Regions from separate parts of the Homo sapiens genome. Here region 2 is linked to region 1. Evidence: chromatin contacts called from ENCODE Hi-C or POLR2A ChIA-PET data. All regions are on one chromosome and are shown on one strand. The core of a region is the stretch at or near the end of the contact, and the rest is flanking DNA. Distances in the headings are between cores, read along the strand shown.

Region 1 (5,157 bases), core at 1,924-4,423:
ACCATCCAGCCTCAAGGGGCCTCCAAGACAGGGGGAGACAGACAAAGCCATCAACGTAGTGCAGAGTGCTAAGCACTGAGGCAAGGAGCAATAGCAAGCACAGAGGGCATCTAAGTCAGGACAAAGGGAGTGGCAGGTCACGAATACTTCCTGCTGGGGAGGCTGGAGGTGACTTCTGAATAGAATGTATGAGGCGGATGAGGACAGACAGCATCCGAGAAAGCAGAGAGGCTTTTAAGAAACAGTGCACGAGGCTGTGTAAGAGATGAGAGGGAGAGTAGTGGCTATGTGATGATCTTCAAGAGGTGGGGCCTTGTATGGTCTAAGAAACAAGGTTGTTCTTTGTCCTGAAAGCCACGAAGAGTCCCAAGGGATTTAAAAGTGCTGATGGTGGAATGGTAGGGAGAGTTTGCATGATCACTGCTGCATTCTAGAAAGTCCACAGACAGAAAATGTGTTAGCTGGGTTAGATACAGTAAGACTATCAGAGGAATTCAGGAGAGACAAGGGCCTGAATGACACCACTGGGAACAGAGGCCGGCCTCAGAAGACTGTTAAGGGGGTAAAGCTACAGGTCTCTGAGACAGACTGGGTAGGATTTAGGTTATCTGTGCTGACAGAGTGTAGTGTAGCCCCATGACTCCCACTTAAGAGTGTGGGCAGGACCTGTGACTTGATTCTAGCCAAGATAATATGGCAAAGGTGGAGGGTTTTAGCAGATGTGATTAAGGTCCCAAATCAGTTGATTCTGAGTTAGGCAAAATGAATTCTGCCAACAACCTGAGGCAGCTTTGAAGCAGCTCTTTCCCCAGTTGACCTTCCAGATGAGAATACAACCTTCCACAACTAGGCTGTAGCACTGTGAATCCCTGAGCACAGGACCTAGCTGAGCTGTGTCCAGATTCCTGACCCAGGAAACTGCAAGATGATATATGTGTATTGCTTTAAGCTGCTAAGTTTGCATTAATTTGTTATGGAGCAATAGAAAACTAATACAACATCCAAGGGTCCTGGGGTTGCCACCCTGGGAATAGCTGGTGAGCAAGATAGTCAAAGCTAGCACTTAGAGAGAATTTACTATATTTGTGATATGCCAGGAATGGCACTAAAATTTCACATGGCTCTGATTACCCACAATAGTAAGCTGTACTAACCATTGTACAAAGGAGTCCTCCTCTTGAGAGAGGTGAGCAGGAGAACCCATGTTTAGTAGCACATGGTTGCTGATCTTTTTTTCCCAAGCCCAGGCAAACAATCCTCAATCAGAAAGCAAGTGATTTGTGCTTTAGAAATTCCAGAATCTGTGGGCCCTTAATCAAGGACTCTCTTTCTTTAGTCACTGCCAGCTGGATTTTAGCAAGCAGCATGAAGCCTATGGAATTTTATGTTTCCAGCAGACAGCAATGAGCCTCAAGACATTTTGGAATGCATCTCCCATTACATCTTCCATGAAATGACTCTCCCTAAAGGGAAGGCAAGAAATATTAAGACATTTTTCATTACTTACTCAGTTTTATTTAGGTGGACACAACAGTGAAGAACTCAAACATGGTTTGACCTTTATCTACAGACACAGCAGCCTGGATTTTCAGCCTTTCATTCCTTTTAAATGAAAGTCAGCAGGCTCAAAATGCAGAGCTTGGCTAAGTCACTTCTGTGGAAATATGAAATATAGTAGTGATAACCACCAAGGGCTTTCAAATTCTTGTGTTCTTCTAAGGATCCTTTCCTAACACCATGATTTGTTCTCATCTTTGTGGAAATGAAACCAAGATGGTCTTAATTTGTAAAGTCCTTTTTCCTCTGTTGGCAGTCTTCTTACAAAGGATGCAGCAAAAAGAACACATTTTTCTTTCAAAGTTTTGAAGAAATATAGTCATTAAAAAGAATTTAAATTATGCCTAAAGCACCACTTTACAGAATACCATTAAATTGTAATTACGTGCTTTTAAAAAGCCAACTTGTTAAAGAGGAGCTGATGGTTTCAGTTTTTGTAGGGAACACTTGTAACACTGCAGAATTCTACAAGGGCTTTCTCCTCTGGTGGGCAGGGAAAAAACCACTCAAGTCATGAGAAACTTTTATAGCTTTCAGGAACTTGAAGAACAACTGCTGATTAAATTTCATGCTTTAGTGACGAAGTATTTTTACAGCTAAAAAAGGAACCCAGAAACATAATACATTTCATTTAAAGCAGGCAGAAAAACCAACCACAAATTAATATCTATTGTATTCCACATGGCACTATATAATCGTTGTCAATCGTTTTAAATGGTTTCACTTTATTTGTGAAAAATAAAGCCAAAATGCCAACAACTTCCAAGAAGGAACCATTTCATCATCTCCATCCCCTCAGATAAAACCTCAATTACTGGTAATTGTACATTTCCATCAATATCCCTTTTAAAGAGGTTTATTCTGAGGAATTACTGAGACCAGGAGCTTTAAAAGCTTCAATTTCCCTAATCACTGAGAGGCAATCTTGAACTTCTATTGAACTTGGAAAGCGGTCAAGACTCACTCCATAATAAGAAGTTAAGGACTGTCACTACTTAAGGTGGAAACCTATTCATTTGCAGAAATAGTCCTCTTTCTACCAAGAGGCTAATGAGCCTCCCCTCCCCTTCCCCTCTCTAAAATAAAATCAGTTTGCCTTCTAAAATCAAATAACAGTTGCCAACAAATTAGGATTTATCCTAAGAGTTTGTCCATTCATTTCAACAAACATTTGAAGAATGCCTCATCTGGGCCAGTCTCTGTTTTAAGCACTTGCGATATAGCAGTGCATAAAAATTCTCACCCTTACAAACCTTTGATTGACCCAGGACTGACAGTAAGCAAAACAAACCAAACACGAGCACATTTTAAAAAGGTGTCTAAAAACCTGCCTGATAGCTGAGCTAATTCTCATAGGCACAAACTGCCCTGACCTGAGCTCACTCTTGGACAAGCAGTTCCCACAAATGAAACTAAACATGCAAACCAGACCCACTGTACAGGTGGAAGTTTCCAGCTTTCTCACAGTACAAGTTTAAGGTAGGACGCAGCATTTTATAGTGTTACGTCCTTCCTCCCCACATTCCTGTGAGGCGGAACAAGAACAATTACTTGACCCTGGAGGAAGACGACGCCTTGTGGTCAGGGAGAGAACAGCAGTTCATGCTGGCTGCCTCGTCTTTCCAGGCCTGCTGCTGCCCAGGCTTCTACTGACCTTGTTAGGTCTGATTCTAGAAAATGAAGGCAGGTACTCAAAAGGTACAGTTCACCCAGAAGAATGTAAATGTGACTGAGCTAAGCAAACGTACAGCTGAGTCTTAGTGTTGGGGGAAGTAGCTTTCATGAAGGCAAAGGGAGCCCCATTCTCGGCCGTATGGCTTGCTCTTCAGCCGTTGGAGTGCAGCTTTTTCAGAGGCGTGGACTAAAATGACCTCCTAAGGTGCACTGAAAATGTTGGCTGTAGATCTGAGGAGAGGGTCCATAGCTATAAAAATATTTGCAAGGGGATTGTAACCCCTCGAAGTTTAAGAACCTCTATGTTGGAAGTCTCTGCCTATCCCTTTGTAAAAGTGAAGATGTGTTGGAACGCTGCTTTCACAGTACTCTATGTCCCTCCCAGTTGCAACAATGTTGTTTCCAGCCTGGTTCAGCAGCTTGCTGGTGGTTTACTAGGCAGACATGAGCCAGAAACAAAATCAGCAACCCTGGAGTGGTCATTTAGGATCAGTTTTGTCTCCTTTTACAAAGCAATGAGTGCTTTATAAAAGCATTTCTCCTCAGGAAACTGGCTCCTCAAAAGTCGTTCTCCAAGCCAGCAGCTCACAGTAGATGGATGAGTTTACCTGTCCTAATAATACTTTTTATTATAATACTTTTATTACTGATACTTTATTATAATACTTTTATTACTGATACTGATACCTAGTAATACTTTTATTAGATGAAATGTATCCCCAGGCCTCCACATCAGCCTTCTGGGGCCCTGACAGTTGTTTACCAGTAGCTCCACAACCTCCACAGGCTTGTTCTCTCATCCCTGTGAGGGAAGGTTCAAAAGGCAACTGGATTCCTTACTATTCAAAATCACTGTGACTATTTCACACAAACTTCAACCTAGAGGATTTGCAGCTAAAGAACCTTAAGGTGGTCATCTGCCTCTGGGAAAAATGATTACTATATTCTCAAAACCAGCAGTTACAGGAACTATAGGAGAGAAAACAAAAACAATGTGCCCTCTCCCAAGAACACAGAGCATTTGCTAGGAGTTTTCTGGCATAGCCTTTACTGTGGCTACGCTTTCTCCTCTTAGGCACCAGCCCATGTTTCTGCTGCCTTTTACTGGACTCTGAAGTCCTCAAGGATGGGACCTGCCTATGCATATCTGCACATCCAACTTGGTACTGGTGCCTGGGACATCACAGACCCTACTGGAGTTCAGAGAGTGGGAATGGCTTGGAGACTTCCTGGTGTCCTAAAATATCAATTTTTACCGTTTCAAAATAGAAATTAAGGATAGTCTACAGAAGATGAAGCTTTTTGTAAAAAAAAAATCATATCCTAGAAAATGTATCTCGTAAATCTTTTTAAATTTTCAAAAGAAACCAGTGTAGAAACTTGTGATGGAACATCTCAGATACGGCAATATAATAATTTTGCAAATTCCATTATTTAGGTTACTGCCATTTCTAAGTCACAGAATAATTCAACAGTAATAAATATCATGTAACAGAATAATTTAACGCACTGATTGCTACTTTGATATTTATCATCAGCTTTCCATTTCAGAAAACATCACAGAAGTACAAATAAAATCTGCTTTTCTGAATATTCCAAAAGGCAGACAGCAGCTTATATAATTTCCGTTCTTCAGAAAACAGTAATTAGATTATGTAAACAACTGTCCGTAAGAGCTAAAAGTAAACTTGGAGGTTCCTGAGGATTACTGAACTTATGCAACATGCTAACTTTCTAAGACTAAAACTGGGAAGTTCCACAGATGTTAAAGATTTTTGTGTGTGTGTGTAAAATGTGAACATAGGATCTATTTACATAGTTGGAATTGGGAACAGTTTTTAACATGTTCTGAATCAGCTTTAAATGTTTATGAAATAAGCTTACATTTGTCTTATCCAACCATTTATAATCTTTATTCTATAATTC
Region 2 (4,265 bases), core at 1,231-3,730, 290 kb before region 1:
TTAATACCTACAAGAATATTTGTAACATAAGGATAAGGCATACACATGAATACTCCTCAATTCAACAAAAAGGTAGAATCTTTTTGTTGGATTATCCATTCCTTTATCCCATTCCTTTTCCCTGATCCCACCTGCTTCCCCCTATCCCAAAGGGAAGCATTATTAATTTTGAATTAATTATTTCATTGCTTTTCTTTGCTGTTTAATCACATGTATACTCATATTATGCTATATTTACAGCCAACTTATGTTCAGCATTACATTACTGAGATCCATTTTGATGCTTGGATGTGTAATTTATTTTTACTGATGTGTACAGTTATGCTTTGCCTCCTGTCAGTGAACAGGAGTTTTTTGCTTTTATAAACCTTGCTGTTATGAACATTCTTAGACATGTTTCCTGCTACATATATGCAAGTGTTCTTCCAGGATATACAAATATAGCTAGATTACCTTTCTTTTGTTAGTAGTTTTAAGAAATTTAATCTGTTGGCAGGGTATAGGATTGATTGAAAAGAAGACAGACTTGAAGAAGCAAGATTTATTATCTGATCACTGCAGTAAAAATGTGAGGTGGTGACAGTGATGGCAATGAAACAGAAATGGGAGGGACACACCGGAGAAGTTGTCAGGGAAGAACTCAAAGGATTTGGGGCCTGATTATATAATTTATTACAGTTGTCCCTTGGTATCCACGGGGGGTGTTCGGTCCAGGACCTAAAATCCTGGGATGCTGAAATCCCTTGAATAAAATGGTATAGCATTTGCATATAACCTACATATATCCTCCTATGTACTTTAAATCATCTCTAGATTACTTGTAATACCTGATACAATGTAAATACTGTTTAAATAGTTGTTATACTGTATTGCTTTAAAAATTTATATTTTTCGTTGTTATTTTTTATTGTTTTTTTCCTGAATATTTCGATCTTTAGTTGGTTGAATCCACGAATCTGCCAATACAGAGGGCCAGCTATATTTATTGAACACATTTATTGAATGCAGACTACTCTGTGCATTCAGTGAATGCAGACTTAGGTTAAATACTCGGTAAAAGAAAGGGTTTAAGAGGCTGACTTGTGTTACCTTATGTGTGAGTTCTTGAATAAACTGTGAGTTTCAAAGGAGGGGCAGGCCAGAGTTTAGATATGTGTGTGGTCTTCATATAACTTTGCACCACTGGGATTTGTTCCTTCTCTTCCATAGAGCTTCCCAGGTCTACCATTTTTTTGTACTATGCCAAAGTAGGGATGATGAGTTGAAAGGAAAACTCATAAGTAATTCTAAGAATTTAAGCCAAATGAAAGGTAGAATAGCAGCATTGGTAAGGGGAATGGGTAGTCACCATATGATGTTGATTTTTCTCATTGCCCCCCTCATCATTTGATTAAGGGAATGTGTAACAGCTTTCTCTGCTGTAAAGTTCCCATTTTCTACTTTTCAATTAATAAATATTTTTGGGAAAATACTTTGAGACTATGCAAATATCCTGTTTCACCTTAAACTTTTACTCGCTAATTTTAGCATCCATGGGTGATCTTATTTCCAGTAATTAATACTGTGGTATTTTAATTGTAAGTTTTGATTTCCTTCATTCTTTCTATATTTATTAATGGAATTCTTCTGTAAGGAAAATTTGTCCCTTCTTCTCTATTTACTTACTTATTTATGTCATTATGGACTTGAAGATCCAGTACTATCAGTTTTTTGGTTGCTACTGTTCCTCTGATTGTTGCAGCTTTGACCATTGCATTCTCTTTTATGTTGGCCTCTGTGTCCTTTCAATGTCTTCCCATCTGTTTTGAGGTCATGACCTTAGTTAGCTTTTTGGCACCTCAAGATGGTCTAGGCTCTTGGCTCTTGTAATGGCAAAAATCACAATTACTTTTGCACCAACCTGATATTTTCCTACCTAGCCCTGGAATCAACCATTTCTCCAAGGTGCTCTGATTCTTTTTATTGGAGAGTGGTATTCAGAAATCCACAAATGCGTACTAGGTGTGCTTACTGCTACCAGGGCTTGCTCAGCACTCTGAATGAACAGAGTTATGGGAATAGATATATGTGTATATAGTAACCCATGCATACATACATGTCTATATATGTGCTTAAAAAACCAATGATAAGTTCAGACTGATTCTAATCCAGCCCTACAAGGTCCATTTTTGTCTTCTCCCTTTCCTTACTTGTGACTTCTTTGTCTAACAGAAGCCTGGATCATATTATAAATATATATGTTTACTTATTTTTTCAATCTTGGTTTAATTATATTTCCAATCCTGGTATAATTTGAAATTATAAAGTAATTTCAAAATTGCTAACTCATACCCCTGTGCAAAACAACTTTCCCAACTAGGTTACAATGTTTGTGTAAGTTATTTTAGTCTTTAGCCTTTCTGTATCTAGTTGAAACCTAATTTTTCAAACTTACTTAGCTCATTTTCTCCCCACCCCCTTCACTGTGGTTATGTGGTTCTTTGGTAATGCTGTTAGATTCATTTGTCACCCTGTGCATTCTCAAGATACTTCTGCTTTCATATTTAAAACAAAGAAGGTTTTCACAGATTGGGTGAGAATCTTGAGCCTTCTGCATTTTGCCTTATTTCCCATTTGTTTCTCTACATCAACTGTTTTTTTCTCTTGTTTCAAAGAAGAAAGAATCTGAATTTGGAGATGACTTGGTCATGCAAAATCTTTCAACAAGGATATTGTGATCACTTCTAGGTCACAAATTACAGTCAGCCTACCAGCATCATCCTCCCTTCTTCTTCCGGGAAAGAACCAGCACTCAATGAAGGCACAATGGCATCATGTTGTATTTGGGAATTATTCTGCTTTTCTTTAGTAGTTGTGATAATCTCATACCTTAGATGTATGTTTTTTACATAAAAACATTCCTGGATACACAAGCCTGTATATTCTGTCTTCCCTGCATTTATTCTGCTTAGCCCTTCTGTTCTCCTTGCTGTTCCTTGAATTCACTGAACACATTCCCACTTTAGCACCATCTGCTCTTCTACTGCTTAGGACTTTCTCTCTCCGCGTACTGATGCTTCATCTCAGTTCTCTGCTCATTTGATGCTAGTCAGAGAGGTCTTCCTGACTACCCTGTGTATGTAGAGAGGAGTATGGCACTTCTATGTCACTTTTCCCTTTATTTTTCTTTACAGCACCTATCACTAACTGACAAGTTATACATGTGCATACTTACACACATGCATATACATCTTGTATTAGAGATTGAGTATCCCTTATCTGAAATGCTTGGGACCAGAAGTGTTTAAGATTTTGGATTTTTTGGATTTTGGAATATTTGCACATATGTTGGGGATGGAACCCAAGTCTAAACATGAAATTTGTTTACATTTTATATATACCTTATACACATGGCCTTAAGTTAATTTTATACATGTTTTAAAATAATTTTGTGCATGAAACAAAGTTTGTGTTAAGTATTTATGTGTGGAATTTACCACTTGTGGTGCCATGTTGGCACTTAAAATATTTTGGATTTTGGATTTTCAGATTAGGGACTCAACCTGCATTGCTTGTTTCCCACACTAGAACAAGGACTTTGTTCACTGCTGTGTCTTCCATATCTAGAAGAAGCCTGGGACATCTGACATAAAGTAGACAGTGTTTGGGTAACAGTATTTGTTGGGTGAATGGAAGAATATTGGTTTGGATTAAATGAATGCTTGGTTAAACTATGTGAACACTTTTACTTGAATCTCCAATGATGTAAGTTAATATTAGGGAAAACTATTCCTTCTTGTCTTCTATCACCTTGCATTTCATGTATCTTTAAATAATAACTGATATAGGTATAATACCATAGTTTGCATATCACTTGTTTATTTAATATTTGATATTGAAAACTCTTAGCACTTATGTGAGATTGATGTTTTTACTCCCATTATATTTATTAGTAAAAAGATAATGTTAAGAAATTACTGGACATATTTATACTTACTTGCATTTTCTGTGTGTTTTCTCTAGTATATAGTTAGACTGATTTATAGATTTCTACTATTGATAGAATTCATGCTTTTCTGATTGACCAAAGGGGAAATCCTTCCTATGTAAAACCTTTCATGATCTTCCTCCAAATATAGAATTGACTGCTTTCTCTTTTCGGGTTTCCACTTGTCTGTGTCCAATAAGTTTGTAAAGCTCTCAAGGTCAGGAGTTAGCATTGATGATCTTTACATTCCCAATCCTGTGCACACTTTCTGGTACATAGAAGGATGCAATAAAATCTT

The links. A loop is a pair of places that touch in the nucleus more often than their neighbours do. ChIA-PET counts read pairs that join two places held with the same protein, here RNA polymerase II (POLR2A). Pooled maps may share reads with other maps.
Region 2: a loop to region 1 is called in a pooled map, with 2.2 times the contacts of the local background. The contact joins two enhancer-like sites. A Hi-C loop is called at or near these places in 1 of 168 maps with a recorded cell type or tissue (posterior cingulate gyrus) and 3 of 50 pooled maps. POLR2A ChIA-PET finds 5 or more read pairs at or near these places in 2 of 52 experiments (GM12878 and activated CD4-positive, alpha-beta T cell).

The regions. Positions count from the first base shown.
Region 1 is chr11:94,181,932-94,187,088 of GRCh38, reverse strand. It overlaps PANX1 (pannexin 1), which reads right to left. Exons shown (of 5, transcript NM_015368.4): 5 at 5,121-5,157. Among named protein-coding and RNA genes, the nearest start is that of PANX1, 56 kb to the right of the region's middle. Within about 2 kb of position 3,173, at least 6 of the 41 ENCODE cell types and tissues checked have a DNase peak (open chromatin) inside an H3K27ac peak, as active enhancers do.
Region 2 is chr11:94,471,851-94,476,115 of GRCh38, reverse strand. All of the region lies in intron 7 of MRE11 (MRE11 double strand break repair nuclease), which reads left to right. Among named protein-coding and RNA genes, the nearest start is that of MIR548L, 7.4 kb to the right of the region's middle. Within about 2 kb of position 2,480, at least 4 of the 41 ENCODE cell types and tissues checked have a DNase peak (open chromatin) inside an H3K27ac peak, as active enhancers do.